Linked DNA regions of Homo sapiens: region 1 is linked to region 2. The links are chromatin loops, found by intact Hi-C in ENCODE. Cell type or tissue: left ventricle myocardium inferior. All regions are shown on one strand. Each heading gives the region's core, and the rest is flanking DNA. Links, peaks and the distances in the headings are about the cores only.

The links. Peaks named below come from ENCODE experiments on the same cell type or tissue, not always from the same donor. Only the 100,000 strongest peaks of a DNase experiment are listed, where the experiment ranks them.
Region 1: it touches region 2 in a loop (4-fold over the local background); 1 of 110 quality-filtered maps calls a loop at or near these places.

What each region holds. Positions count from the first base shown.
Region 1 is chr6:22,071,343-22,086,773 of GRCh38, forward strand. The region is part of intron 8 of CASC15 (cancer susceptibility 15); the gene reads left to right. It also overlaps the pseudogene RN7SKP240. Among named protein-coding and RNA genes, the nearest start is that of NBAT1, 68 kb to the right of the region's middle. In left ventricle myocardium inferior, for the core only: no CTCF peak of the experiment used is centred there; a DNase peak (open chromatin) is centred at 8,663; H3K27ac peaks cover 386 bases.
Region 2 is chr6:21,973,026-21,988,456 of GRCh38, forward strand. It overlaps CASC15 (cancer susceptibility 15), which reads left to right. Exons shown (of 12, transcript NR_015410.2): 6 at 5,920-6,037. Among named protein-coding and RNA genes, the nearest start is that of NBAT1, 170 kb to the right of the region's middle. In left ventricle myocardium inferior, for the core only: no CTCF peak of the experiment used is centred there; no DNase peak of the experiment used is centred there; H3K27ac peaks cover 1,864 bases.

The DNA.
Region 1 (15,431 bases), core at 6,074-11,073, 98 kb after region 2:
TTCTAAAGAAGGAAAAAACTCAAAGTATGTACACACACGCACATGCACACACACACACACACACACACGCACACACACACCCTCTAGTTTATTCTCCCAAGAATTATATGAGAGATTTTAATGTTGTTCTACTGGTTGAGTGCCAGGAAGAATTTCTTGGGTGGATATAATGCTTAATTTATATTTGGGGAATTTCCACTGCTAAATCAGTGCTTGTAAAGTTTAAAAAGAAAAGAGGGGGAGGGTTGGAGAAGGGGACCAAAAAAAAAAAAAGCCCAGGGATGTGGTTGACAATATTCCTTTTAATTTAAAGCCACCTGAAGGCTTCAGCTGAATAATAAAGTAATTCCCATATGGTTTCCGTTCTTTCAGTGTTAGAACCTCTGAAATGCAGTCTACTTTTAGCCTTGGCTTCTGCATGCCTCTTTGTCAGGCTGAAATGCTTCCCGTCTGCTTGCTCTGGTAGGAAATGGAACCAAAGCCGACTGCTCTGGGGGACGAGTTCCCAGGCTTTGCTTTCTATTTGGCAAACGTGGCTCATGTGATGGGAGGCACTTCTCCTCCAGGGCACTCTTGACTCTCTGACAGACAGGACCAGCTCTGAAGGTGGCTGCAAGTTTTCATTAATGCCAGAGCTCGCTATAGGCACTTTTCTCCCTCCCTTACAATTCTGTTTACAATAAACTTTCCCTCAAAGGAAAAACCCAGGATTCATATGAGTTTCGTTGTTTTCCCTGGAAAGAAGTTTTTGTAACCCTCAGACTCTTTAGAAGGGAAAACATCCAGTAAATCCTGAAATCTGACTGCAGAGTTATTTTTCATTATTTGTACTTTCATTAATTCAAATTCCACCAAAAAACTTTTCTCTTTTTCCTGCCCTGTGTAAGTTTACTTTCCCCCCTGTGTTCATATGAGTTCATGAAATACTTAGGAAGTATATGAAAAATGTTTCAGAAACACAGTTGTGTTATATGATGCTTACCCAAATCCTGCTGAAGTAAGTGAAAAGACATTCCCTCTCCCTACCCCTTCTTTTTCTCCCCTTCTCTCTCCTAACTTTCTGTGTTCAGAGTCAATGCAAAGGGCCTTCATTTTTAATGTTAATTTTAAAAATAACTAGTTTTCTTTTGAGGTAAACTTAGGGAAAGCATATGTGTTTGGAGATATATATCTCCATATATAAATATTTACATTTACATTTACATTTGGAGCTCAAGTTTTTCATTTTATTTTTCAAACATGTTGAATTAAACTAGCTAAGGACTGGAAACCCACCATGACTATTTGCTGTGGGTTGTATGATCACTATTCTGGCTTGAATTTTTGAACTTCTACAGCAACATCTTTAAAGTGCCATGAGATAACTTTGCTGTTGCTCAAAAAGAAGCTCTTTAGGAAGTCGGAAAACAGGAATTCTGGTGCTACTTTATGGTGATAATGTCACTAACTTTGTACCTTTTTGTCCATTTAAAAAATGAGATCAATGGTGCTGGCCTTTCCACTTTTCATGTAGTTGCAAAATCATTTCTTCATGCAAGGACAATCAAAATATATGAATAACGTGGCCTGAATATTTGGAAGAAAAGTCCTGCAAAAGTGTAGGCTGATGGAAGCAGAGGAAGAACATTTTATATTGAAGAACAAAGGAATTTCAAAAGAAATGGTGTTACCAGCTCTTTCAGTTGACCAGACAAGTACCAAGTGTTTGGGACTTGTTCCCATCCCAACAAAGCCAGCATTTTGAGGAGGCCTCTCTGGCAGGGTCATTACATCAGCCAGTTTCCTCTCCATTTGAAATGAGAAAGTACATGTTAAGCACAGAGGCACTCTAAAGATGAACTCATGCCAAAATATGCCTTCATAAGCCTCCAAAGTCACTTGTGGGGTACAATGTCAGAATGAACATGATCTTATCTGGCCTATAAATTAAATGACACATTTTCTGTTTCTTGCACAATGTGTCCCTAAGTGGTGCTTCATGTGAGTTTCTAGAAATGCCTTCTGTAAACTAGACTAATATGCACATGTGCTTTTTCTTGATCTTTAATTGTTCATTACTAATATACGGACTTTGCATCAAATGTAAAGCAATCTCAACAACAGTCTCAATCAAGAGGAATGTCTCTGTGTCTTATAATTTTCCTCAACAGAAATTTTTAATGATACTACTTTTTAAAAAGCTCTCCTTCTGGTTTTCTTGGGTAATTTTACGTGGTATATTTAAAAATCTACTTCATGAGCTGAAGATACAGGCACTGTATTCTTTTCTTTAGCTCTCTGCACCATTCTACTTTCCAACATATATAAACTGTATATTTACTTCCTATTTCTAAGGTTGTTAGCAATGCTGTTCTGTAACCATTATGAAATCTCTCATGGTTCCTGTTCAGCTTGATACTAAAAATTGAAAGCCAGTAAGCAGTGTTTATGCTATATATGCAAATACTTTTCAACAAAGGGCCAGTTGGGATGCTCTGATTACATACTTTTCCAATTTCTTGACCCCTGTATCTCTCTATGAAAGGGGTCAAATGCAAGAGGCCAAATGAAGATTCTTTATTTAATTTTATCGCTGATTGAAACCATACAACAGTTAGTTTGCTTCAAACTTGACCTTCTTGCACAATTTGTTAACTCTCAAGTTTTTGATCTTTGTTTTTTCTTGCTGGGAGAAGAAATACAAGCCTTAAAAAAAGGAATTCTCTGTCTAGAGTCAATGTTGTTTTCTGTCATTAAACTTTTAGGATTGCTTTTAATCTCGGTGTTCTCAGATTTCATAATGATGTTTGGGTCTTATTAATCCTGATTGGTACTTAGAGAAATCTGGAAACTACGCCTCCCTTTGGCCCTGAGACATTTTCTCGCATTGTTTTGATATGTTTTCCCAAGGTTTTCTCTGGTCTTTCTTAATGGGACTCCTATCAGTCAGATGTTGCGTCCTCTGATTTGAGCCTCTGCGTCTCTTCTCTGTCCTTCATATTTTTCATCTTCCTGTCTTTGTCCTTATGATCTGGAAGATTTTGACTCTATCTTCTAATCCTTTCACTAATATTTTTCAGCAATCGAAATTTTGATTTCTTACCATTTGAGCTGGGAAACTCACTAGTGGGTATATATACAAAGGAATAGAAATCATTCTATTATGAAAATACATACATGTGTATGTTCATTGCACCACTGTTCACAATAGCAAAGACATGGAATCAACCCAAATGCCCATCAATGATAGACTGGATAAAGAAAATGTGGACACATACACCGTGGAATACTATGCAGCCGTAAAAAGGAATGAGATCATGTCCTTTGCAGGGACATGGATAGAGCTGGAAGCCATTATCCTCAGCAAACTAATGCAAGAACAGAAAATGAAACACCGTATGTTCTCAATTGTAAGTGAGAGCTGAACAATGAAAACACATGGACACAGGGAGGCGAACAACACACGCTGGGGTCTGTCAGGGTGGGGATGGGGGGAGTTAGAACATCAGGAAAAATAGCTAGTGCATGCTGGGCTTAATACCTAGGTGATGGGTTGATAGGTGCAGTAAACCACCATGGCACACATTTACCAGTGTAAGAAACCTGCACATCCTGCTCATGTATCCCAGAACTGAAAATAATTTTTATTTCTAAGAGCTCATTCTTGATTCCCTTATTTTTTTGACATGTGTGCTGAAGTACATTAAAACACTGGTATAAAACACTAGCACATTGCCAGGAATTGATCTGTTATAAAGATCTACATTGTAAATTCAAAATTCCTATGGGTATTTGAAGAGACAGCTAGAATTACCCTGCAGTGTCATAATTTGACCACTTAGGAAAACTATCTCAGTTGCTGATTGGCTATCTGATTTGACTTATACATTACAAATAATGAGTACCGACCAGCAGCAAGACACAGAGAGATGAAAAACATGCAGTTGTGGCCCTCAAGGAGTTTACGGTCTAGTTGTAAAAAAAAGACAACATCAGAAAATAAGAATAAAACATGTCAAATTATGCAATATGGAGTCTTACGCCAAAGAATATATGTTGTTGTTGTTGTTAGTTGAGACAGACTTTTTTTACAATATCTTTTTTCCATATTTTGGATTTTTTATTTATGAAGAGATATAGAGAGTCAAATTGTTGGATGAAGACTATTTGCTGTGGAGATATATGTCTATATTCCTTTTAGAGTGCCATTCACCATCAAGCACAAGACCAAATTTACCAAAATTTAACTCACAATAAGAAAAAATAAAACCACTGAGTAGCTTATTTGTAAAAAGTAGAATTTCATCATTTTAGTTTGGATTATTTAATTATGATTATGTTGCTTTTTATCATTCATTGCTATTGATATAAAAATCATAATATACTTATGTGCAAAAGATATTGTTTGTTTTCTCCTTCTGCTCTTCTTCCTTTCCCTCTTCTCCTTCTCCAACTTCTTCAGTCTGATTGTCCAATACTACAGGTATATAAATATAACAAGTCCAACTTGTGTCTGAATATTTTCTATACATTTTCTGCTCAGTTCTATGACCACATGGGATTGTTTCCTGGAGTGTAGTTCGATGTATATTATATATACATCATTATATATTGTCTAGAGGCAAGGTGGTATTGGTTTTATTATTTAATTAATAAATTAATTAAGGCCACCTGTTCTTAGATGGTAAGAAATCTAAATGTGGCTTTTGTTGGGTTAGGACTTGAATTGGAAAGCAGAGTGCAGTTGTTTATACTATTAAACTTTTTTTCCTGAGTGCTAATTTCTATGACTTGTTTAAAGGCTATCTGGATGTGGAACGGGAGAACCATGTATTCTTTGGATTCTTAACCTGGCGTCAGAGCAGGCCTTAATTGAGTTGACTGGTCACAGCACTACTTCTGTTTTGAAAGCTCTCTACAAAAATATACAAAGTTTAACAACTTCATTCAAAGGGAACAATAATTGGCCCTACTTACTATATCTGTTTTCATCCTAAAATTCTTCTTCAATTTTGAAATGTGGCTGTCAGTATATTTTGGCTCAAGAAAATTCATGAAGAAATATTGTACCACTGAGAATTATATCGGTCAGTTTCTCATCAATGAAAAGTTTTATTTCTTGTGTGAACTAGTCCTGAAAATGTAAATGTGTATTACTTGATATTTAGAATAAAGCTATCTGAATAGTGTTTCCAGGGTTAGAAATGAGGCTGCAGAGTGAGCCGAGATCGCGCCACTGCACTCCAGCCTGGGCAAAAAAGCGAGACTCCATCTCAAAAAAAAAAAAAAAAAAAAAAAAGAAATGAGGCTGTAGATAGAGTAGTAGCAGGACAAAGACTCCATTGTGGCTGAGTATTTATAGTTGGCCTGTTATGCTATAATATTTATATTTTTATCATATTTAAAATGTACACTTTTGGGTTTTTTTTTGAGGCAGAGTCTCGCTGTATTGCCTAGGCCCAAGTGCAGCGGCATGATCTCAGCTCACTGCAACCTCCGTCTCCCGGGCCCAAGCTATCCTCCTACCTCAGGGAAGCAAGTAGATGGGACTACAGGCATGCACCACTACTCCCAGATAATTTTGGGGTTTTTTTTTGTAGAGGTGGGGTTTTGCCATGTTGCCCAGGCTCCTGGGCTGATGTGATCCACCTGCCTCAGTCTCCCAAAAGTGCTAGGATTACAGGTGTGAGCCACTGCGCCTAACCTTAAAATGTATACTTAAGAGAGAAAAATAACTTTATCTATTTGATCCAGTAAAATTACCCTAAGCTTTCAGGTAATTAATCTTTAAACACTTTGCTGATGTCAAAGCCCAAGGTGAAGGTATTTTCTTGAATATTATGGTATTGCCTCTGGTGGTTAAGAGTCGTTTGTTGCAGACAGTAAGAGGCACGGAGACAAATTTAATTTTAGTTTTACTTTTTAGAAAAAGAAAAATAGAAGTATTTGTTCAGGTACAGTATAAATGTAGAATATATATATGTGTATATATTCACACAAACATACACACATGAAATATTTCTTTGTTTAAAGCAATCAATACAACGTAAGACTCCAACACTTTGTGTAAACATGTTCCTGTACTACATGAAAGTTCCTATCTCAGTATTTATAGTATGATGTTGATAAATTGCATGATTTTTTTTTTCTGATTGGTGGTAATAAATGACAGTGATTTATCACTTAACTTTTCAGGTGAGTTCAAACAGTTGCCTAGGCTGATAAGCAACTAAAATATTTAACAGAAAAGCAGACCTTTCTGTTTTCCCAGAAGCATATGTCCAGATATTAGCAATAGGATATGAAGAAGGGGAAAGAAAATTGTAAAAGGGTTGTTCTGAGAGCAGTCCGTACAGTCAGAGCTGCAATAAGAGCTCGTTTTCATGCCCAGCTGTGTGTCTGCTCTGTCAGCAGCGTTAGAGTCTTGATCTTTATCAGGTTACTGCTGCTGATGTCTACATTTTCATTTACCTTGGCTGCCATTTAATAATAATAATAATAATAATAATAATAATAATACGACAAATGATTAAGGCAGAGCTAGGAGTGGACCCGAGAACGCATGTCTCGTTATATGTCTATTACATCTCCTGTGACATCTATGATGGGGCATAGTCTTAATTTTACCAAGCCAGATTCCTATTTTTTGGTTTTCTAAGTTTTTCTAGCTTTTAATAAGTTTTTGGAATTATGAAAACGATGAAAACTCTGAAGTCTCATTTCTAGAAATTGTTCATTTTCAAACTGTGTTCTAAGGAGTGTTAAGGACACAGTTGCCTCTGATGCCATGGAGAACAGGGGTCAGAGAAGGGGAAGTTAACATCTCTCTGGGTTCCTCAGGAAAAGAAGACTTTATCAAAGACTTCTATTTATATATTGGAGTTCGATAAGATTTCTTATAGAAAAAATAGCTTTTGAATAAAGTTTGAAGACCAATGGTCTAAGCCATCATAACTGCGGAAATGTCTTTCTTCAGTATCCCTGCTTGGACAGTGGTTTTGCCCCCATTGTGCACAACACTTTTCCAAAAAGCCTTTCAACATTAATTATGGCTGGAGCTGACTGCTTTCCTCAGACCATCATGCTTCTCCTAATACAATAAATGTTTCTCTTGCTGGGCAGGTGGATGATTGGATTGATGAATGGATGCATAGGGATGGGCAGGAAGGAAGGGAGAGAGGGCATGCATTTATCTCCATGTGTCTGATCTTCTATGTCCAGACATTTTTTTAAAATTATTTGATTATATTTCTTATCACTTAGGGTAGGAACCATATCTTGCCTGCATTTTTTCTAGCTCATATGCGGTTAGAGAAACAGTGAACTGCCTACTCACTCTTTCATGTATTTTGGGGGCCAGATATCCTTCTAGGTGCTAAGGATACAGCAGCAAGCAAAACAGACAAAAATGCCTGTTCTGGTGGAGTTTAGTTGGAGGAAAAAGAGTAAACAGAGAAGTGAATTTTATGGTAGGCCAGTTACTGATCAGTGCTACAGAGAAATACAAAGCAGCAAAGGGGAGGAGGCAGCTATTTTGTATACAGCAATCACTGATACTTGCACAAGGACCTGAAGGAGGTGAAGGAGGGGACCTGGGAGCCATAAGGAGAAAGACTTTGAAGTACGTGCTTGTTTGGCATATTCTAGGACCAGCAAGGAGACCCCCTGGGGCAGGGCAGGAAGCGCCAGAAGCTGATTGCTATGAGGTCTGACTGTTTTTCCTTGTTCACTCTAAGCTGGGAAGACAGTCACGAAGTTTGAGCAGAGCAAAGACGTGATCCGACTTAAAAGAACCACTCTTACTTTAGTGTTAACCATGGACCAGGCATCAGAAACCTTTTTATGTAAAGGTCCAGATAGTAAATATTTTAGGCTTTACAGGCTATATGATCTCTTTCACAACTACTCAACTCTGCTATTTTAGTACAGAAGCAGCCATAGACAATATGGAAGTGAAAGGCTACGGCTGTGTTCCAATAAAACTTTATTTTTTATAAAACAGGTGTCAGGCTGGATTTGGTTCCCATGCCACAGTTTGCCAACCACTAAACTAGACCATTTGCCAAGTGGTTTTGAATTGTGGCTATGAGTGCGTAATTATTTTGTCTGTATCACTTGTCAGCCAAAACACACCCCAAACAGTCTACCATCTATTGATAATTTTTATGTGTAATGCCCTATTTACACAATTCATCTGTTACCACCTCAAAGCCGTAGATGTAATTTAATAAGTTGATGCTTTTAAAAGACTTGTCTATTAGAAAGAAAGTTAGCCATTCATAGTTTCTTCATATCAAAGTTCCCATATCACTTTGAGGAATGGAATATCCAGGACAAGGACTGTGTTCCCTGTAATGATTGTTGTGAGTTCTGCTTACTCTTCTCTACTTTTTTCTCTGACTGGGCTAGCCCAGTGCAGTCCAAGAGAAATGTAACATGGGTCTCAAGTGCAAACCATATCAAGAAGTTTAAAACTTCTAGGAGCCACATAAAAAATGCAAAAAGAAACAAGGGAAATTAATTTTAATAATGTTTCGTTTAAACCAAAATATTTCAGTACGTCATCAATATAAAATTACCGAGATATTTTACATTCCATATCTTGTACGAAGTCTGAATTCTGGTGTGTATTTTGCAATGTAGACTAGTCACATGTCAAACCCTCACTCCGTGGCCACATGTGGCTCTTGGCAGAGATCTACAGGATTGGAGAAGGCTCAGAATTTGGCCTTCCCTGATGAATGGCCTTTTGTAAAAACAGTAGCAACACTAATAACCCAGCAATAATCTTTAAGCTAATTTGTGAAACTAATTTACTTTTTCTTTGAAAGAGATTACAGGTATGGACCACTTTACAAGCACTGAGATTATTATTATTGCTGTCTTCCAGTTACTCAACAATGATGAACAGCAAAGTATGATATAAGGAGGACTTCTAATATTCAATAGAGTTTTCTTTTCTTGTCTTTGTTTAAGTTTCTTTTTTTTTTTTTTTTTTTTTTTGAGATGGAGTTTCACTCTGCCACCCAGGCTGGAGTGCAATGGTATGATCTTGGCTCACTGCAACCTCCACCTCCTGGGTTCAAGCAATTTTCCTGCCTCAGCTTCCCAAGGAGCTGGGATTACAGGTGCCCACCATGCCCGGCTAATTTTTTTGTATTTTTAGTAGAGACGGGGTTTCACCATGTTGGCCAAGCTGATCTCAAACTTGTGACCTCAGGTGATCCACCTGCCTCGGCCTCCCAAAGTGCTGGGATTATAGGCGTGAGCTACCGTGCCTGGCCTAAATTTCTCATGTGCTTACTAGGTAACTGGTTACAAATATAAAAATTGCAAAATCAGCTCACTAGTGATTCTCTCACCCTCACCCCCAGCTCAATAACTGGCTCTAGAGTCATTTGGCAAGACTTTAGAACTGCACGGATTGCACCTTCTCCCCCTTCAGGGAGAATCTTCTGTGTGCTCTATCGGTTGTTTTCAATGTGAAACAGGACTCAGAGGTGGTGGCCACTGAAGGCCCAACCTGCAAATAAAGCTTAGTAATATTCATTTTGCACAATTTAAATACATATGTGTACATTTACTAATCTATAACTGATCCCCCCAATACAGAATTATCTGGAATTTGCATAAGAAACTGTTTATATAAACTGCAAAACACCTATATGTTAAATGATTTTTAATAGAATTGAAATTCTAAGAAATTAAATTCTTTTTTCTATTCTTTGAGAAAGGTTCTTGCTCTGTCACCCAGGTTGGAGTGCAGTGGCACGATCATGTCTCACTGCCACCTAGACTTCCTGGGCTCAGGCAATCCTCCCGTCAAGGCTCACAAGTAGCCCAGACTACAGGCACATGCCACCATGCCCAAATAATTTTTTTAAAAATTAATTTTTTCTGTGGAGACAGGGTCTCATAATGTTACCCAGGCTGGTCTGGAACTCCTGGGCTCAAGTGATCCTCCCACCTCAGCCTCCCAAAATGCTGGGACTACTGGCATGAGCCACCATGCCCAGTCTCTACAAAAAAACTTTTTAAAAAAATTAGCCAGGCGTGGTGGCATGTGCCTGTAATCCTAGCTACATGGGAGGCTGAGGTGGGAGGATAGCTTGAGCCTTGGAGGTCGAGGCTGCAGTGAGCCATGATCATACCGCTGTACTCCAGCCTGGGTGACAGAGTGAGAACCTGTCTCCAAAAAAAAAAAAAAAAAAAAAAAAAAAGGAAAAAGAAATTAAAATATAAGACAACATAGAGTTTGAGAGTTGGCAAACAGCAGGGCATAAATAAAATAAATAAAATGCTACAGAGCCATTTGACTAAAATTTTTGAGAAACTTGTAGCACTACAGCAGGGCTACTCCAACGGCCTGTAACAGCAGTAAAAGCAGCAGCACCTTTCCTCACTTTGCCAGACACTGCCGTTTTGGCTTTATCACCCGGAGGGGGTCCCATGCCATTGTGGGAGTGTCCAGTGGTGTTCACGGGGACCCTGACACAGAAAACTGGCCATAGGATCTAATGAAGGAGGCGATGATCAGAGCTGGGAAAATTTGAGTTACCACAGTTTCTCTAACTACATCTGATTCCACCACAGGATCAGTCATGGGTATCTTTGAGGTACACACATACTCAAATCTTGCTCAGTTAATTACTTTCAGGCACAACCAGGCCATTAAAATAGTAATTGAGTTATAAGTTACTATTTTATAAATCCCTTTCTAAGTCTTTGTAGATTTATAGATTCAGTCTTCATTAAATTTGACCATAAGCCAAGTAATTTCAATTTCTTTAAGAAGAGAGTTTGGCAGATGTTAAAATAGAAGGGAAAACCTGATTTTATGGAATTTCTTGAAAGAGAACATTTTGAATCCAGTGAAAAGGGAAAAAAAGTCAGTATTATTTATAGTCACATAGTATAACAGCAACAAGAAGTAATTCCTCTGGCTAGACGTGACCTCCTCTGGCTAGGGCACTTTTAAAAATGCTTTATGTAGAACTTATTTAATTCTTACAATCATATGAGATAGGTATTGCTCTTTTCCTCATTGTGCAGTGAAAGAAACTGATTCCAAAAAGGTTTCATAACTTGCCCAAGGTTATACAGCCAGTAACTGGTAAAGCTGGGATTTGAGCCCAAACAGCCTGACTCTGGAGTTCCTCCCTTTAATCACCACACTAAGTAAATATCCATGTGCATGATGAATGGATAACCTGAAAAGCATTTTACAGATCAAGTCGTATTAAGCACCTAATGGGTTTAAAACATAATGCGATCCCCTAGTGAGTCCTTGTGGCATCAGTGGGACATTATTAGCTTAAAATTCAGCAGTTTTAAAAATGTAGATTTTAAAAAATCAGATTCACCTAAAACGGAGATCATTTATAGAAAGAAAAAAACACAAAGGTCTTCTGTTGAACTGTTCAGTAAGTGTGTACTGATACAATAATATGGCAGGATATTGGGTTTCCAACTCAGAGTTGATAGTTCAGAATTAAATTTTGGCCTATGTCTTGCTTTTTAGCTTTTTAAGCCATTCTGACGCTACCATAGACATGCCCATCTGGTAGATGAGAAATTCAGGTGTAGAAAGACTTGCAGAAATCTTATGAGATGCTCTTTCTTTGTTCCTGTTCTCTTTCTCTGAACCAGCTCCTAACTTACATCTTTGTAGTCCCACCATTAATCCTACCTTTGACCTTCCGGGCTCAATTTTTACAGTTAGTCTTACCAGTGTTTCACACTTAGTTTTCCCTAAGTAACTCTTGCTGTCTGGGTAGGACAGCATGAGTCCTGTCCCATAAGACCCAACCTGCATCTGCTTTCTCGGACATGTTTTTTTAAAAGCAAATATGCTAGTGGAGTGTGTTATTTACAATGCCTTTTTCTTAGAGATTTCTCTGGAGGTTTATATGGGCTAATGGCTCCCCACCCACTTGACTTTTTGCCCATTACATTATATGTTTCTTCCAAGGAACAAAAATATAACTCTCTTTCTCTGACAGCATGAGGGACATTCTCTTGCTGTTGCTCTCCAGGAAAAATCTCATAATCTAACTAGACAAACCCTTGCTGAAAAATTAGACCAAATGGCATTTGTAAACTCCAAGGAAAGCATTTTTCTTCTGTGAAGTGTTCCCTAGCTGGAAGTGTTAGAAACTTTACATATACTGATACCAATTAGGTTTATGGAAAAAATGAAAAGCTATAAACAGCTGGATACACTGTCAAAACTGAACCCTGTCAACTTAATTTTTTCCCTAGCTCTGTATTCTAAGAACCTGGAAACAATCTTTATTCACACTGTTAAGACGATTGAGAAAAATGGATGGATAGAGTTTATTTGCTAAGAGAAAAACTGAGTGACTACCTAGCTACCTCACTCCTTTTTGCTCTATTGGTAAGTTCAAATGAAGGAAATAGCATTAGAAAACATATGTTGGGATTATGTGCCTTTATCCTCTTTCTCACACTGTATTCATACATAACAGTCAATGCACAGATTGTCCATATGCCTGATATGATTGGTGTTTATTTTATTTTTGACTCATGATCTAAACCCATTACACAATGAAATATTTCATCTCGAGAAATACATATGATTTGCCTCTTTTGGCTTACCAGGGAACCATAAAGATCTATGTTGTTTACTTGTTTTCAGCATCAGATAAAATAAAAATGTTACATCTTTTTTGGGTAATTATGCTGCACCAATGTGACTTGCTTTATAGGGTTCTTTTATTTGTTAATTGGCACTCCACTATCTAATTTATTTGAAGAAACTTCTCATGCCTTGTATATGATGAAGAACTACTAGTGAAGAAATAAGCATAGCCTGTAACTTATTTAACATACTTGTAGGTTCTTAGTAAACACAGTTACATAAATGTTGAAACAAAAATGGGCTGGAGTGAAGGAGTCCTGATCTATGGTTGATATTAAATGTAACTAACTTCACTATCTAATGTGCCTTCTTCTTTTTAAGAATGAGATTGGTGGCATGTCTAAAGTTGGATTTTGGTTCTAATACATTAAAAAAATAACTTTCTTATCTTGAAAAAGCAACTAGTGAACAGTAGAGATGCTTGCTCACTTTATGAGTGCCATGTATTAAGGGAGTTTTGAAGTGATATTTATCTGTACAACTTCAAATCTACCATGGCATTCTGTGGTAGAGTAAAAACTTTAGAGCTAAACATACCTGATGTTTATACATGACATATAGCTGCATGTCCTTGGGTAAGTTATTTAATTTCTCTCAACCCTAAATTTTGACTGTTTAAAGTAGGTTTTATAGGTTTTATGTAATTTGAAGTGTTGTTGTAAATAATAACGATAATAAAATATCTTACACAGTTCTTGGTTTGCAAGATTGTTAAAAGGTACTTGTGGCCTAATTGGTTTCACTAGTAAATTCTAGCAAACATTTAAGGAAGAAACAACACTAATATGCAAAGTCTTTCAGAAAATAGAGGAGGTAAGAACATGTCATTTTATGTAGCCATCATAAACTTGATTAAAAAAATAAGTTTTAAAAATAGATATCTTAAGAAAATATGAAATGGAATGTAGCAATGCATAAAATTGGGATTTATCCCTGGAATGCAAATGGAATGCAAATCTTTAAATGCTTAAAGATTAACCTGTGTAATTCACCAGAACCACACAATAGAGGAGACAAAATATAGGATAGTTTAAATAATATAGAAAAATTATTTGACAAAAGGGAACATCTATTTATAATAAAAACTTGAAGCAAAGGTGCAATGGTAAGGAATTTCAATCTGTTAAGTGAATATATGGAAAATCTACAACTAACATTACACTTAATAGGGAAATACTGGATGTTTTCTCCCTAAGATTTATAACTAGACAAGGATGCCCACTCTCAGCTCTTTTAATTATCATTGTGTTGGAGGTCATAGCTAGCGCAATAGGAGAAGAAAATGAAATAAAAGAAATATAGATCGAAAAAGAAGCAATAAAACTGTCTGCTTGCCGATGATATGGTTGATTGCACAGTATGTCCTAATGACTCTACAAAACACCTATGAGGAATACTAAATGAATTTGGCAAGAATGCAGGATATATTGTTGATATGCAAATTCAAATGTATTTTTAGATGCTAGTACAAAGAAGTGGAAAAATAATTTTTAAACTTCCACTTACAATGTCACGATGAAACACAAAATACTTAGGAATACCTTTAACAAAATGCATGCAAAGATGTGAGGGTGACCTGGCTGTGACATCTGTCACCCCATTGATCACCAAGGTTGATTTGGCTGATCTGGATGGCCAGGCGGGTGTCCCCTACCTCCCTTACTGCTTCGTGTGTATCCTTCCTGAAGCTGCATGCTTGGTCGAAGAGGACAACCACCCCTGATATAGAGGAGGAACTATCTTCAGTGAAGAGTATATGAGTAGCTGTGCTCCCCTGCTAGAACCTCCAAACAAGCTCTCAAAATGCATGCAAAACCTCTACGCCAAGCACTATAACACATTGCTGAAACTAATGAAAGACAAGCTAAATATCTAGAAAGAGATGCCATGCTTATTGATTAGAAATTTCTCAATAATGTTGAGATGTCTGTTGTTTCCAGATTGATCTATAAAGTCAGTGTAATCCCTTATAAAGCCCACCAGGCTGTTTTATTTATTCTGCAAGAAGACATCCTAATTCTAAAAATTTATTTTAAATGAGCTAGAGCTAGGATATCTTCAGCAACCTTGAAAAAGAAGAACAGTGTTGAAGGAATTATACTATCTGGCTTCATAACTTACTACAAAACTACAGCAATCAAAACTTTGTGACCCCTTCATAAGGAGACAAGCAGATCAATGGAACAGGATTGAGAGCCTGGCAATAGACCCACACTTACACAATGGACTGATTTCCAATATATGTGCCAAAGCAGCCCAATAGAGAGAGGAAAATATTTGTAGAAAATGGTGCTGGAATAACTGAAGCATCAACCCCTACCTCACACCATTCACAAAAACTATTTTGAGATGGTTCACAAACCTAAAAATAAAAGCCAAAATTATAATGCATCTGAAAGAAAACATAGGAGAATATCTTTGCAATGTAGTGGGTAGGTGAAAGTGTCTTAGGTCACAGAAAGTGATAAAAATTGATAAACTAGGTCAGGCACAATGGCTCATGCCTGTAATCGCAGCACTTTGGGAGGCCTAGGCAGGTGGATCTCTTTAGCCCTGGAGTTCAAGACCAGCCTGAGCAACATGACTGAAACCCACATCTCTACCAAAAATACAAAAAATTAGCTGGGCGTGGTGGTGTATACCTGTAGTCCCAGCTACTCAGGAGGCTGAGGTGGGAGGATCACTTGAGCCCATGAGATTGAGGCTGCAGCGAGCCGTGATCATATCACTGCACTCTAGCCTGGGTGATAGAATGATAGCTGTCAAAAAAAAAAAAAAAAAAAACCAAAAC
Region 2 (15,431 bases), core at 6,731-11,730:
TAGAGAAGTTCAGTGACCTACTCCCTCCCAAAGCCATCCAGCCCAGTAATGGTGGAGCAGGATTAGAATTTATACTGATGACAAAGCCCAGCCTCATAACCCCCACTCCAGAGGTGCTTGTCTTCCTCAGGTATAGGCAGGGTAGGGATTTAATTCCTCTTTCAGGGAAAACTAAGACCCCAAAAGCTTGAATGATGCTTAGTGATACGCTTAATGTGAATGAACTTGGAGCCAGAGTGGAAAGCATCTTACCATGCTGGTTCAACCAGCTTCTGAACAGAAGCTGTCTATGTACGTCAAAGGGAAAGGAGCCACTTGTAATTGTATAGCACACCTCAGGAGTAGTGTTTTCACAAGTACTGTCTTGATCTTCCCAGTGCTTATGAGGTAGGTAGGTCTTATTGTGTCCATTTTGCATTTCTTCTTACCTATACTCTGTTGCTGGATGCTAATTATGATGACTTGGAGAAATTACAGAATACTAAAGTAAGGAACAGTTTCTGGTTATATGAACTATTTTTATAGTTAAGCATTTGAGTGTTTTTATTAATGTTCTCATGGAAGATACTGTTTCTTCTAGTGATTTGAAGTAAGCTTGCTACATTCATGTTTAGACATTTTTCTTATGGGTGCTTGTGACATTACGTACTTCTCAGTGGTCATATTTTAAAATTGTATGTTATAATCAGGCACGGTGGCTCATGTTTATCATCCCAGCACTTTGGGTGGCTGAGGTGGGAAGATTGTCTGAGGCCAGGAGTTTGAGACCAGCGCGGGCAACATAGTGAGACCCCCTATCTCTCCAGAAAAAAAATTCTTTTTTTTTTTCTTTTTAAATTAGCTGGGCATGGTGGCATGTGCCTGTGGTCCCAGCTACTTGGGAGGCTGAGGAGGGAGGACTGTTTGATCCCAGCAGTTCCAAGATGCAGTGAGCTATGATTGTGCCACTGCATTCTAGCCTGGGTGACAGAGTGAGACCCTGTCTGGAAAAAAAATTGTGTTTTACTTTTGCAAAACATTTTCAAAAGTAACATTGCATAATGATCTGGAAAGTCAGAAACTCCAGGGTTGGATTGTGCTTTGCTACTGATTAATTCCGGGACCTTGAGCAAGACCTGTGACCTTTCTGGGCCCCACTTTCCCCATCTTCACTATAATGGGGATGGGTGTTCAGTAAGGATTCACTAGAATGTCTTTGATCTGTTTTGAAAGAGCCACACATGGTTCTTAAAGCTTTTGTTACCCAATAATATATACATCAAAAAATTTTTGTAGTAAAGATGTGAACAATTGTGTGTCCTATACACATTGAAAGATGACAAGCCATTGGAAGACTGCTTTAAACTCTGGTATCTGCTATGGCCAGGGAGTGAGCTGTTGTGTTGATAATTTAGCCTGATTATATTTTGTTCATAAATAGATTACCAATTCTTAAAAAGTTGGTATTGCCGGCCCTCCTTCCTTCCTTCTTCCTTTCTACCTTCCGTTTGTCAAAAAGCCATTAGGCAGGTCTCAGCAAGGAGACCTATCAGGGCAAATAAGTAAATATACTGAAGATAATGGGAGCCAGACTTCTTACTGTTGGAGAATAGTTACAGATATAAAAAAGGGGAGAGCCAGAATGAACCCTGTATTGTGGATAGGAATTTAAGGTTTCATTGTGAACGTGTGGATTTTGATATGTAGAAATTTCATAGATATAGAAATTTCAGTGTAGAAATAATATAAACGTTAAAGTGTATGCATGTCTATGAATAAATGCACATACACACATACACACACACACACACACACACACACACACCCCCCACACACACCCATTTCCTAACTCTGTTCACTGAAAGGGCCAGGATGTAGTGACAGCCCAGTAAATATGAGCACACCTGCTACCCAGATTGTAGTTTCTAAATTCCAGTTTTTGCTTAAAGCAACTATGGGTCTTTGAAAAAAATGTCTGGTTCTAGAGCTGGGAAAGAAAAGGTACAAGATGAGCCCTGAATGTCTTGTGACAGAAGATATAGAAACTCTGAAAGAATAATGGGAGACGCCACAAGGACACAGCAGTCAGCTTCAAGGGATTCTCACTAAACCCATGTGAAACCTGGAACAATTTGAGCACCAGAATGACAATGATAGTTACAGATTACATCCCACTAAACAAGAAATACATGAATCTACACTTGCATAAATAAATAAATGCATAAAAATGTGGGGAGAGGAGAAAGTTCTTCCTTAAAATAGAACGCTGTGTGATATACAGAAGGAATTCTGGAATTGGAGAGATTACCATTTGGCAGTCATCATAGTAATAATTAATCCAGGTAAGAAACATCAACGGATGCTAACAATAATGAATACAAGTTGGATGAGGATCAGAATCTTTATATAATCATAAAGTATCTGTCCACAAATCCTTGTGCATTTTAAGGGGCAACACAGGAGCTTTACTGGAGAAACTTGGAAGACACAACCTTACTCAAGTGATCAAAGTTCTCATCAGCAGTGATGGGACACACAGTGTTCTATGTCACTTGATGGGATGCAATGAGAAGAACACAGCATCTCTTCCAAACAATGCAATCTTCAGATCTTTTCATGAGAAAATATCTCTAATCCTAGTTCAGGGGCGTTTTACAAAATAATTCACCTGCTGCCTTCCATAATATAAAGGTTGTGAAGGTCAAGGATACTATTCCAGATCAAAGGAGATGGAAGAGCGATGACAACTAAATAGAAAGTGTGATCCTGAAATGGATCCTTTGACTAGAAAGAGCATTACTGGGAAAGTTGGCCTAACTCGAATTGGGGTCTCCCAGTGAAGGATACATGAGAGTTCTTTGAACAGCTTGTGCAACATTTCTGTAAGCTTGAAATTCTTTTGACACAAAAAGTAAGACATAATTTGTACAGGAAGGCTTAGCTTTTAGTTTTAATTTTACAAAGTTAAAAGGAATAGTTTCTGAATTCTTTTTTATTTTGGATTTTTGTAAGAATCCTATGGGGTATAATTATTAAATTAGACTTTTAGTTCTGGATTTCTGTGGTGGTTGTGCAGAGAAGAATATTGTTTTATGAGATAGGGACTTTTCTGGATGTGTGATATCATTTGTGTAATTACGGAAATTCATTCAGATTTGACTGGGAAAGCAGTTGGAAACTTGGAGTGTCTTAAGGCCATTGTTAGATATTTATGAGGCATTTTAGATTAATGGGATTATGAGTTGGTGTTCTGGAGTCATGCTTCCTGAGCTCAAATCCTGCCTCCACCACTTACCAGTGTGTGGCTTTGAGCAAGTGAACTAACCTCTCTGTTTCTTACATCATCTATAAAATGTAGGTAACCATAGCACCTATCTCATGTGGCTATTGTGCAGACCATCTGATTAATACCGGTAGAGTGCTGAGAAGAGTACTGGCTTAGAGTAAATGCTATGTCGTTATTATTATCATCATTATATATTATTGCTGCTGCTGCTGTTACTGTTACAATATGGATATAATTTGTGTAGCACAGGGAGGGGAACATCACACACTGGGGCCTGTCAGGGAGTTGGGGGAAAGGGGAGGGAGAGCATTAGAACAAATATCTAATGCATGCAGGGCTTAAAACCTAGATGACAGCCCAGGTGCAGTGGCTCATGCCTGTAATTCCAGCACTTTGGGAGGCGGGTGGATCACGGGGTCAGGCGTTCGAGACCAGCTTGGCCAACATAGTGAAATGCCATCTCTACTAAAGTTACAAAAAATTAACCGGGCGTGGTGGTGGGCGCCTGTAATCCCAGCTATTCGGGAGGCTGAGGCAAGAGAATTGCTTGAACCTGGGAGGCAGAGGTTGCAGTGAGCCGAGACCGCACCACTGCACTTCAGCCCAGGTGACAGTGCGAGACTCTGTCTCAAAACAAAAAACAAAAAACAAAAAAACCCTAGATGACGGGTTGATAGGTGCAGCAAACCACCATAGCACATGTATACCTATGTGACAAACCTGCATGTTCAGCACATGTATCCCAGAACTTAAAGTAAAATTTAAAAAAAAGAAAAAATAAATAAAAAGGACATTTCCAAAGCAAAGAAAAAAAAATTGTGTAGCAAAGGCTAGAGAAACTGGCTAAGAGAAATTTCCTATGGCAATTTGTTGGAAGTTTGATTCTTTCTCACGCTCTGATGATAGAAAGGCCGTAATGCCATTGATTTTGGATACTAACACTGTGTACTGATCCTTTAAGATGCTTTCTTATTTGCAAAGCCAGCTTCCACGCCCAAGCACACCTTAGAGTTTCTTTACCCTTTATACAGGCAAAGGCACACATTTTAAACGTTCAAGAAGAACAGCAGAAACAAGACAGGATCAAAGCAAAATACAAAGAAAACAAGATTGGAGAATCAGAGAATCAAGATCCAAGGAAAAATGTTTACTTTGGCAGAAATACCTAGAAAATATAGTGACTGCAGGCCTTGTTTCAAGTTCACATATTGAATCTCAACATGTTTACTTATTTGCAAGTGTAAGTAAATGTATGCAGCACACTGAGTTAGCAAACATGGGATATCCCTGAAGGAGGGAGATGTACAGCTCATCAGTGTTGTCCACAGTGCACCCAGCATCCTACCACTTGCTCCGGGCTCTCCAGCCTGTTCCTTTTCCTGAAAGGGCTTCCAGTCAAGCTCATGCTATATTATTATATATAAGACCTAGGGAATATTGAGCATTATGCATTTTTATTTCTTTATGCTTTGCTTTGTTTCTAAAAGGGTTCAAATGAACAAATCGAATTGTCTGTTATCCTAAGAAATGCTAAATTGTCCAGAATAGACCTGCATTAACAAAGTGTAAAGTGAAACAAGAGACCAGTTGGCAGAGAGAGAAAAGAGAGAGATTTCGACTAAAGCCTAGAAGAATAGGTAATGAATGACTACTCAGAAAGAAGGTAACAGATTGGTGATGGAGGAGGTCAGGGGTTTCACAGTGTATGCTTCTTTTTTACAACTAAAAGCACATTTCTGGTCATCTAGCCCAAAAGCCTAAGTTTTTAGGCACAGGAGAGTTTCAGATATGTCGTGAACACATAGCCCATTGCTTGGTCCTCTGTCTCAAATACCCAGGTTGTCTACCCTTGATTCAGTCTCTTGTCACTATCTCACCCTGACTATAGTATTTTGAATTTTAGATGACATTTACATATTTTTGAGAAGCACTAGCAATCAAATGGGAATAAACCATATAGGATTCCTCATACCATCTAAGTTTTAAAACTTTTTCCTAGAGTATATGGACCTATGTCAAGACAGTGTGTTAAGGTTGTTCTGTGATTAAGAACTCAGAACCTAGAGCCAGAATCCTTGGGTATAAATTGTGACTGTCATTTACTAGCTGTGTTCCATTTTCTTCATCCGCAAAATGACATCAATGATAAGAAACAAATATGGGCCAGGCACGGTGTCTCATTTTTGTAATCCCAGAACTTTGGCAGGCTAAGGCGGGCAGATCACTTGAGGTCAGGAGTTCAAGACCAGCCTGACCAACATGACAAAACCCTATCTCTACTAAAAATATAAAAATTAATTAGGCATGGTGGTGCGCACCTGTAGTCCCAGCTACTCAGGAGGCTGAGACAGGAGAATCGCTTGAACCTGGGAGAAGGAGGTTGCAGTGAGCTGAGATCACACCACTGTACTCCAGCCTGGGCCACAGAGCGAGACTTCATCTCAAAAACAAAACAAAAAAAAGAGACAAATGTAGTTACATACAGCAACATAGGAAGCTTTCAAAAAATGTTAACTAGTATGTATTTGCCTAATGAGTAGAAATAAAAAACTTCAGTACTATTTGGAGACTTGGTATGTTTACATGATTCAGTAATAACTACACAGCACCTTTCCTTCATACAAAGTTCTAATAAATTATTGCTTTTTCTGTAGGTAAAATCTACTGGTGGAGTCACTCCATTATTCTTATCTGTGGAGATCTAGATCTTGATTTGAAAGTTTCTGAGAAAATCTTCAGCTCAGACTTGAGGGTCAACTTTACCAGCTGAAGGTAAAAGCTAATTTTATTCATTTAAGTGTGAATTGCTCATTACTGAAGCATAGAAAATAAAGATCATTAACATGTCTTAACTAGAACATATCAAATAGAATCCTGGTTTCTTGATGTTGAAAAAATTATGAAATACTAATAGAAACAGAGAAAAATGGCCAGGCGCGGTGGCTCACACCTGTAATTCCAGCACTTTGGGAGGCCCAGGCGGGCAGATCACCTGAGGTCAGGAGTTCGAGACCAGCCTGGCCAACATGGTGAAACCCTGTCTCTACTAAAAAATACAAAAATTAGCTGGGCGTGGTGGTAGGCGCCTTAATCCCAGCTACTTGGGAGGCAGAGGCAGAAGAATCGTTTGAACCCGGGAGGCGGAGGTTGCAGTGAGCCAAGATCGAGCCATTGCACTCAAGCCTGGGGTGACAAGGGCGAGACTTCTTTCAAAAAAAAAACAAAAAACAAAAAACAACAAAAAAACCCAGAAAAATAAGATACAATGAATAAGGAGAAAAGCTCGTTTCCTCTTGTGGTTATGGAAAGCTTTATAATAAGCATCTTCAAATCCATTTTTATTTTATTTTATTTTTGGAGACAGGGTCTCACTCTGATACTCAGGCTGCAGTGCAAGTGGCATGATCCTAGCTCACCACGGCCTTAAACTCCTAGGCTCAAGTGACCCTCTCACCTCAGCCTCTCAAAGAGCTGGGATGGCAGGAACATGCCACCACATCGAGCTAAGTTTTTTCATTTTTTAAAATAGAGACAGGGTTCTCAGCATGTTGCCTAGGCTGGTCTCAAACTCCTGCCTCAGCCTCCCAAATTGCTGGGATTACAGGTGTGAACCACCGCACCTGGCCTCATATCCATTTTTTATATCTACAGTACCCAGTTGTTGAAATAATCTTAACATCTAAGGAAAACAAATAAACTAAGAAACAGTCTACTGCAGGACTGGAGCAGTTGGGGAACGGAATAGGAGAGTACCAAAAAAGATGCAAATGTTCCTATAAAAACCAGGAGGCAGTAAGCCTGCTGCCTGGAGCCAGGAGACTGGACAGTGGAGAAAATCTCTTCTCAGATGCTCCTATTCATTTGATGGCTAAGTAAATTATTTTGTAGTGTTAAACATGGACGTTGTTGTTGTTTTTAAATGGTGGGAACCTTCCAATAACTGGCTTATTTTCTCATCGGTCTGTGTCTCCTATTCTTCAGAGGTTGTTCTTAACGTCCTCCATTCACCTCAAATTTCCTACCCCTCCAGGTTGCCAGTTACTGCCAGTCAGAAAAGAAGCTTTAGATGTCAACTCCCTCAAATTTTGCCTCCAGGCCTGCACAATTAACCTGTACTCACATTCAGTGCTTTGTCACTAGTGAAGGGCAAACCACATCCCAGTCCCACTTTGTTCCTTATTCTCCTGCTCTGGAACCACCTCCTCCTCCCTGCTCCTGAACCACCTCCTTCTTCCTGCTCTGAAACTGCTGAAACGCACCTCCTTCATCTGGCTTTGGAACCACCTCCTTCTTCCTGTTCTGCAGCCTGCCTCCTTCTTCCTGCTCTGGAACCTGCCTTCTCCTCCTTCCTGCTCTGAAACTGCCAAAACCTACCTCCGTGTTCCTGCTCTGGAACCACCTCCCTTTTCTTGTTCTGGAACCTGCCTTCTCCTTCATCTTGCACTGGGATTTGCCGCCTCCTTCCTGCTCTGGAACCAGCCTCCTCCTTCCTGCTCTGGAACCCACCTCCTCCTCCCTGCTCTGGAATCTGCCTTCTCCTCCTTCCTGCACTGGGGTCTGCCTGCTCTTTCCTGCTCTGGAAACTGCCTTCTCCTTCATCTTGCACTGGGATCTGCCTCCTCCTTCCTGCTCTGGAAACTGCCTCCTCCTCCTCCTTCCTGCACTGGGGTCTGCCTCCTCCTTCCTGCTCTGGAACCTGCCTTCTCCTTCATCTTGCACTGGGATCTGCCTTCCCTTCCTGCTCTGGAACCTGCCTTCTCTTTCATGTTGCACTGGGGTCTGGCTCCTCCTTCCTGCTCTGGAAACTGCCTTCTCCTTCATCTTGCCCTGAAATCTGTCTCCTTCTTCCTGCTCTGGAACCTGCTACTCCTTCTTCCTGCTCTGAAACTGCTGAAACTCGCCTCTGTATTCCTGTTCTAGAGCCACCTACTTCTTCCCGAGCTGGAACCTGCCTCTTCCTTCTGGCACTGGGATCTGACTCCTCCTTCCTGCTCTGAAAACTGCCTCCTCCTTCTTCCTGCCCTGGAACCTGCCTCCTCCTTCCTGAGCTGGGAACTGCCTTCTTCCTCCTGCTCTGAAACTGCCAAAATCCACCTTCACATTTCTGCTCTGGAACCAACTCCCTCTTCTTGCTCTGGAACCTGCCTCCTCTTTTCTGCTCTGGAACCTGTCTTCTCCTTCCTGCTCTAGGATCTACCTCCTCCTCCTTCCTGCACTGGGATCTGCTTGCTCCTTCCTGCTTTGGAAACTGCTTCCTCCTTCCTGCTCTGGAACCTGCCTCCTCTTTCTTGTTCTGGAACCCACCTCCTCTTTACTACTTTGGGATCTGCCTCCTCCTTCCTGCTTTGGAACCTGCCTCCTCCTTCCTGTGCTGGAACCTACCTCCTCCTTCCTGCTCTGGATCCCACCTCCTCCTTTCTGCTTTGGGACCTGCCGCCTCCTTCCTACTCTGGGATCTGCCTTCTCCTTCCTGCTCTGGAACCTGCCTCCTCTTTGCTACTCTGGGATCTGCCTTCTCCTTTCTGTTCTGGAACCTGCCTCCTCCTTCCTGCACTGGAACCTGCCTCCTCCTTCCTGATCTGGGATCTTCCTCCCGCTTCCTGCTCTGAGACCTACCTCCTCTTCCTGCTCTGGAACCTGTGTCTTCCTTCTTGTGCTGGAGCCCACCTCAGTTTCTCCTTTCTCCTTATCAGCTATCATTTTTGTCACTTCCCCCTTCTTTTTCTTCCTTTTGATGCCTTTGTTCAATATTTTCACATATTCACTATTATTTTTTCTCTTTTTTAATTAAGATTATTCATATGCCACACAATGTATCATTTTCACATGTAGAATTCAGTGGTTTTTAGTATATTCACAAAATTGCATGACTCTTCATGATCTAAAATTCCATGATCTAATTTCAGAATTTTGTCATCACCTCAGTGAGAAACCCCATACCCATTAGTAGGTGCTCCCCATTTTCCTCTTCTTCTTAGTCCCTGGAAACCACTAATCTACTTTCTGTATCTAAGGATTTGCCTGTTTTGGGCATTTTATGTAAATGGAATCATACAATTTGTAACCTTTTGTATCTGACTTTTTTCACTTAGTATAAATTTTCAAGGTTTGTCCATGTTCATACATGTGGTAGCATGAATTGCCATTTCATTCTCTTTTATGACTGAATAATACTCCATTTTGGAATGCAGCATATTTTGTTCATTGATTCATCAGTTGAGAGACATTTGAATTGTTTCTACTTTTTGACTGTTTAGAATAATGCTGCTATGAACATTCATGTCCAAGTTTTTGTGTGGATGTATGTTTTCGGTCCTCTTGGTTATATATTTAGGAGTGACATTTCTGGGTCATAGGGTAATTCTATGCCTAACATTCTGAGGAACTGCCAAACTGTCTTCCAAAGTGGCTGTGCCCTTTTACCTTCTCACCAGCAATGTACGAGGTTTCCAATTCCTCTATATCCTTCCCATTACTGATTATTGTCAGTCTTTTAAAATATAGCCATCCTAGTGGATGCAAAGTGGTTACTTATTTCCTAGTCTCTCTTGGACATCACTTCCTTTGGGGAATTGTTCTGAACACCCTGAAATCCTTTCTCTTCAGGCTGTGTTAAATGTCCCTGTATTAGTCCATTTTCACACTGTTGATAAAGACATACCTGAGACTGGGTAATTTATAAAGAAAAAGAGGTTTGATGGACTCACAGTTCCATATGGCTGGGGAGGCCTCACAATCATGGTGGAAGGCGAAAGGCACTTCTTACATGGCGGTGTCAAGAGAGAATGAGAGAACCAAACAAAAGGGGTTTCCCTGTATAAAAAACCATCAGGTCTTCTGAGACTTACTACCATGAGAACAGTATGGGGGAAACTGTCCCAATGGTTCAATTATCTCCCACCGGCTCTCTCTCATAACACATGGGAATTGTGGGAACTACAATTCAAGATGAGGTTTGGGTAGGAACACAGCCAAACCATATTAATCCCCCCTGTATATTTCTCAGGCACCCTGTCCTTGTAGCATCCATCATCACACTGAATTATCATTGTCTATTAACTTTATCTCCTCCATTAGAGTATGAACCTGTTAGATAGAGTACCAAAATATTCCTGTGGTATTTCCTAGGTTAACACAATGCCTGACACAGTTATTTAGTCTCATCTTTTTGTCAGGAGTGGTATGGTGGGAGACTTATAGACTAGACTTCATAGCATTATTACCTAAGCCCCTAAATACAAGAATGAAAATATTCATTAGTATTGTTTGTTAGTTGATATCTAGTTAGAAGGAGAAGACAGGATTTTTTAGCCTATGTGTTTGACTTTTTATTTTTATTTTATTTTATTTTGTGATGGAGTTTCGTGTTTGTTGCTCAGGCTGGAGTGCAATGGTGCAATCTCGGCTCACCGCAACCTCTGCCTCCCAGGTTCAAGCGATTCTCCTGCCTCAGCCTCCCAAGTAGCTGGGATTACAAGCATGTGCCACCATGCCCGGCCAATTTTGTATTTTTGGTAGAGATGGGGTTTCTCCATGTTGGTCAGGCTGGTCTCAAACTCCCGACCTCAGGTGATCTGCCTGCCTTGGCCTCCCAAAGTGCTGGGATTACAGGCATGAGCCACCGCACCCACCCGTGTTTGACTTTTTATGAAGTTATTTTTTCTTTACTGTTGTACTAATACAGTACTGTCCTTTAATTCACCAAGAAGTTGGAAGGAAAGAAATAGGGATGCTATAAAATATCACCATAGGGGGAAAATGCCTGGGTGATTTTAAAAGTATAAATCAATTAGCCATTTTTACTTTGATTTTTTAAAAGCTTGACTGATTGAGAACTGTTTCTTTTAAAAAAGAAAATACCAGTTCCATAGATTAGACTTTAAAGATTTCACATGCAGATAGAAGTCAAGAACGGTAAAGTTTATGGATCTTCAAAAATGATGTGTTTCACTGTAAGTATCAAAAATCTGAGATTCATTTACATCAGGGTTGAACAGATAGGGATCAGTGCCGGGTAACAAAAGCTGGAAGTGGAATTAAACATAATTAAAGACTTTAAATATAAGTTTGAATTAAAAAGTACATCCGGCTTGAAGGCTGACTCATACTAAATTATAGTGCCCTATGCGTAAGTACAGATTAAAAGGCATATTTAATTAGTTCTTTTAAGAATTTCTCCCCACAAACCTATTGGTTTTTATAATCAACATTTAGATAATGTTGTTTCTTTTTTTTTTCCTGATGCCAGAAAGATTTGTTTTAGCATTTTAGATTTTTCTTAATTGAAATGAAGTTATGCTTGGACTAGATAGCCATTCTCTTATTTGACAGTGTTTTCAGTGTATTCTTGGAAATTCTATCCAGCTTCTTTTCTATGGTTTTTATATGCTTCTGGAACAACGAGGAAATAGGGGAGGGAAAGAAAGAGAGAAACAAATGTAAGTTGGACCCAGATCAGTGAGATAGTATCAAATGGGGCCAAAATGAATTTGGCAGATGCTCTTCTCATGTTTCCCACTGGAGCATGCACATATTGTTACTTGGAATACCACTTGCATTTCTTTCATTCTTGTAAGATTTTTCTTCAGCTTCAGTAACAAACTTTAACTTTAAATAGGAGCCAGGAAGGAATATTGAGAATTTTTAAAAAATGTGTAAATGTACTTAGAAAGGATATTTTGCCATGAAGGTTTGGTTGGTAAAGGATATAATAGATGCCTTTTAAGCGTAGGAATGAAAGTGTGGAGGGCCAGAGATAGTGGAAGGTGTGTCGTGTTTAGAGATCTGAGTTTGAATCCTCATTTTGCCACTTAATAGTGGCATGACTTTGGCAAAGTAAACTTTAAGAGTCTATCTTTCCTTATTTATAAAATGAGAAGATCCATTTTTACTCTATAGTGCTGATAGTAAGTGAATTTAGTGACAGATAGAAAACATTCAATGAATGATTGCTGTTTCAAAATTGTCATATTTACTAAAAAAAAGTAATTCTTAGGATAAAAAAGTAAATTTTCTTATCAAATGTTCTTTTAATGTCAGGTAGGCATTTCAGTTTCATGATGTTCATTGTAGATATTACTGGTAGCTGTATTTCCTTGGTTCCTGTATGTCAGCGTGGTAGACAAAGACAAAAATGAGAAAACCTTGAATGTGGGAGCACACGAATTTATATAGATGAAATTGTACAGTACCATGTACTTCATTAATATGCACTTAATGAAAGTTTATTAAAATTGAATGAGAGTTGAAGGTATTCAATATCATTTTATTTCTTGCAGTATTTAGGTTACTGCAGACAACTGAGAATTAGCTTTTTTTTTTTTTGTGAGACTGAGTCTCGCTCTGTTGCCCAGGCTGGAGTGCAGCAGCGCGATCTCAGCTCACTGCAAGCTCCGCCTCCCGGGTTCACACCATTCTCCTGCCTCAGCCTCCCCAGTAGCTGGGACTACAGGCGCCCGCCAACACGCCCAGCTAATTTTTTGTATTTTTAGTAGAGACGGGGTCTCACCGTGTTAGCCAGGATGGTCTCAATCTCCTGACCTCGTGATCCGCCTGCCTCGACCTCCCAAAGTGCTGGGATTACAGGCGTGAGCCACCGCGCCTGGCCAAGAATTAGCTTTTTTTTTTTTTTTTTAAATATATGTATCCAAAGGAGAAAGATGCTGTATAACTTTCCAAAATGTCTGTTCCCTTACTTACAAAAGATACTTTTAAGTTTAAAGGAATCTTAGGCTGCAAGGAGGTGCAAAACTTACAGAGTTTTCATGTACCCTTCACCCAGCTTCCCCATGATACTACTATCTTTAATATCCACAGTACCATTATTAAAACCAGGAAATTGACATTGGTAATTTACCCCTTCAATGCTTAACCCATTTTAGCGTTTTTAAGTGGAGGAAATTCTTTTTGATGTCTTGCTTAATCAATTTTCACCTACATATACTTTTTGAGTGTCAGTATGCTGAACAGAAAGATATTTTGAAATCAGAAACCCTTAGGCTCAAATCTTGGCTCTGCCTCTTATTGCTATGCAACACAGGGGAGCTTTCTTAGCGTCGATGATGGTCTGTTTCTTCATTTGTAAAAGGTGCTATCACTTACCTTGCAGAGTTGGCATAAGGATTAGCAATTGTGTATTGTCAAGAGCCTTTTCAATAAATGATGGCTTTTGGAATAACTGTTCTCTTGCTATGTTTTCATCAAAAATTGAAAAGAGCTGGCCATTATCTTTAACATAGCATGTGTACTTTGTGGACACCTATCATTTCAGGACCACTAACTGGTAAATATGCTAAAACAACTTCATGGTTCCTGTAGCCCCCTGCTTGTTTTGCTCCCTGGTCACCCACTTTATCTGCACCTTTTTTTCTGGCCTATAGACCAAAAGCCACTCCTCTCTGTGTATAGATTATATTTCTTCTGCCTTTTGTTATATGAATTCTAGGAAATGTAGTTCTTTTTAGTTTTTTGTTTGTTTTCTTTTATATAACCTCTTCCAACTTAGTTCTGTTTTACAAGCAGTTGATGATAGCCCTAGGTAGATGCCTGCTTCAAACTCAGGCTGATACGGCTGGCTCTTGAGTATCCCTGTACAAACGCTGCCCTTCAGGGAACATCGTGTCCAGGGCTGCTGCCTCCCTCCGTTTGCAGACCTGGTGCTCTGCGTCTAAAACTGGTCACTCCTTCTCATCTCTCCACTTGAGCACAGCCGCAAAGGTAGAAACAGAGTTCTGCACCCCACTTTTTGCTGCACCTCAGTTAGCCCAGGAACATCTACCCCTATTTAGCTCAGAAGTGTGTAGTCCTGTTTAAATACTTAAAATTTGCTATGTTCTGTATTGGCCAAGAAATGTTTTCTGGTAAGAGCTTCTGGTAGGAAGAGGACCTAAAGCTGCCCTCACAAGACGATATTTGGTTCATTTGAAATAGAAAGTTTTGTTTGCTTTTAATTTTTATTTACTGAACTGAAAATTGGAAACAGCCCATTGACTTTTCTATCTTATACAGCATCTCCTCCTACACATATTTAGTTTCCTGCTCCCTTGAAATCTGGGCGACCTACTCCTGTTTTCAAGTTTTTTCTATTTTATTATTTTGGTCCTTAGCATTTCTGCCTTTTTTGTATCTTCCAACTTTCCATTTCAAAAGAGAAGGATCATATTTTTATATATTTACATCCCGTTTGAATGTGTTTAAGGAACGCTTAGAAATGTTCCTTTATGTTTTAAAATATCCCTTCTGCTAAAGCAAGTAGCATATCATTTCCTGCTTTAGTTGCGGCCTCAGTCTGACAGGCCAGGGCTAAGTAAGGGTGAAAAGTTCACCGTCCGGAAGTGCTGTTGAGGTCAGAATCACGTGATGAGGAGCCGACCCAGACTCCCGGTAATTCCCTGAGAATGTGAATCTTTGGGAGAAGGAGCACAAGAGAGAGCTTTTTCTCAAGTCGGCTGCCTGTGCTCGGGCTCTTGCTTACAATTCTTAGTTTTATGGCACTATTCTTCTTCTTCTTCAAGGAACTCACTGTAATGCCTTTATTATTGTCTACATCAGTGTTTTAAAAAGTAAAGTTGTAACGCATTGCTAGGTTATGCAATCAATTGTGTGGACAGAGATCAGCCTTAAAAAATAAAAAAGGAAACAGGAAATGTAAACAGAGTGCATTATATGGAATAAGAATATGTGTATTTTGTAAAACTCTTGTTTGATACATAGATCCGTACACATAGACACACACAATCTCATAGGTCTCTATTGATTTGCGTATGGGTACACGCTGGCAGGCGTACATTCTCCTTCATCCTCATTCCTAGTCATTTGAAAACTCAGTCATTCAAAATGCATGCCCTTGCCAGTGGATGTGTTCTTATAAATTTCACATAGTTTCATATTTGGAATTTATTGTAACTGCATTTTAATTTATGTGAATATGAGTTATATATCTTATTTTGTTTCTTTGTATTTTCTCCACTCAGTATTCTATTTTAAGGTCCATGGATATTGCTATGTGTACATCTAATCCATTGCATCCAAATGCCCATAGTTGTTGAAGTGCGTCTAGAATACATTTTACTTCTGTTCTCTCCCAGGGATGGACCCCTATATTGTCTCCATCTCACCTCACCATGAACACAACTACTGTGAAAAGCCTCAGATACATCCCTTACTG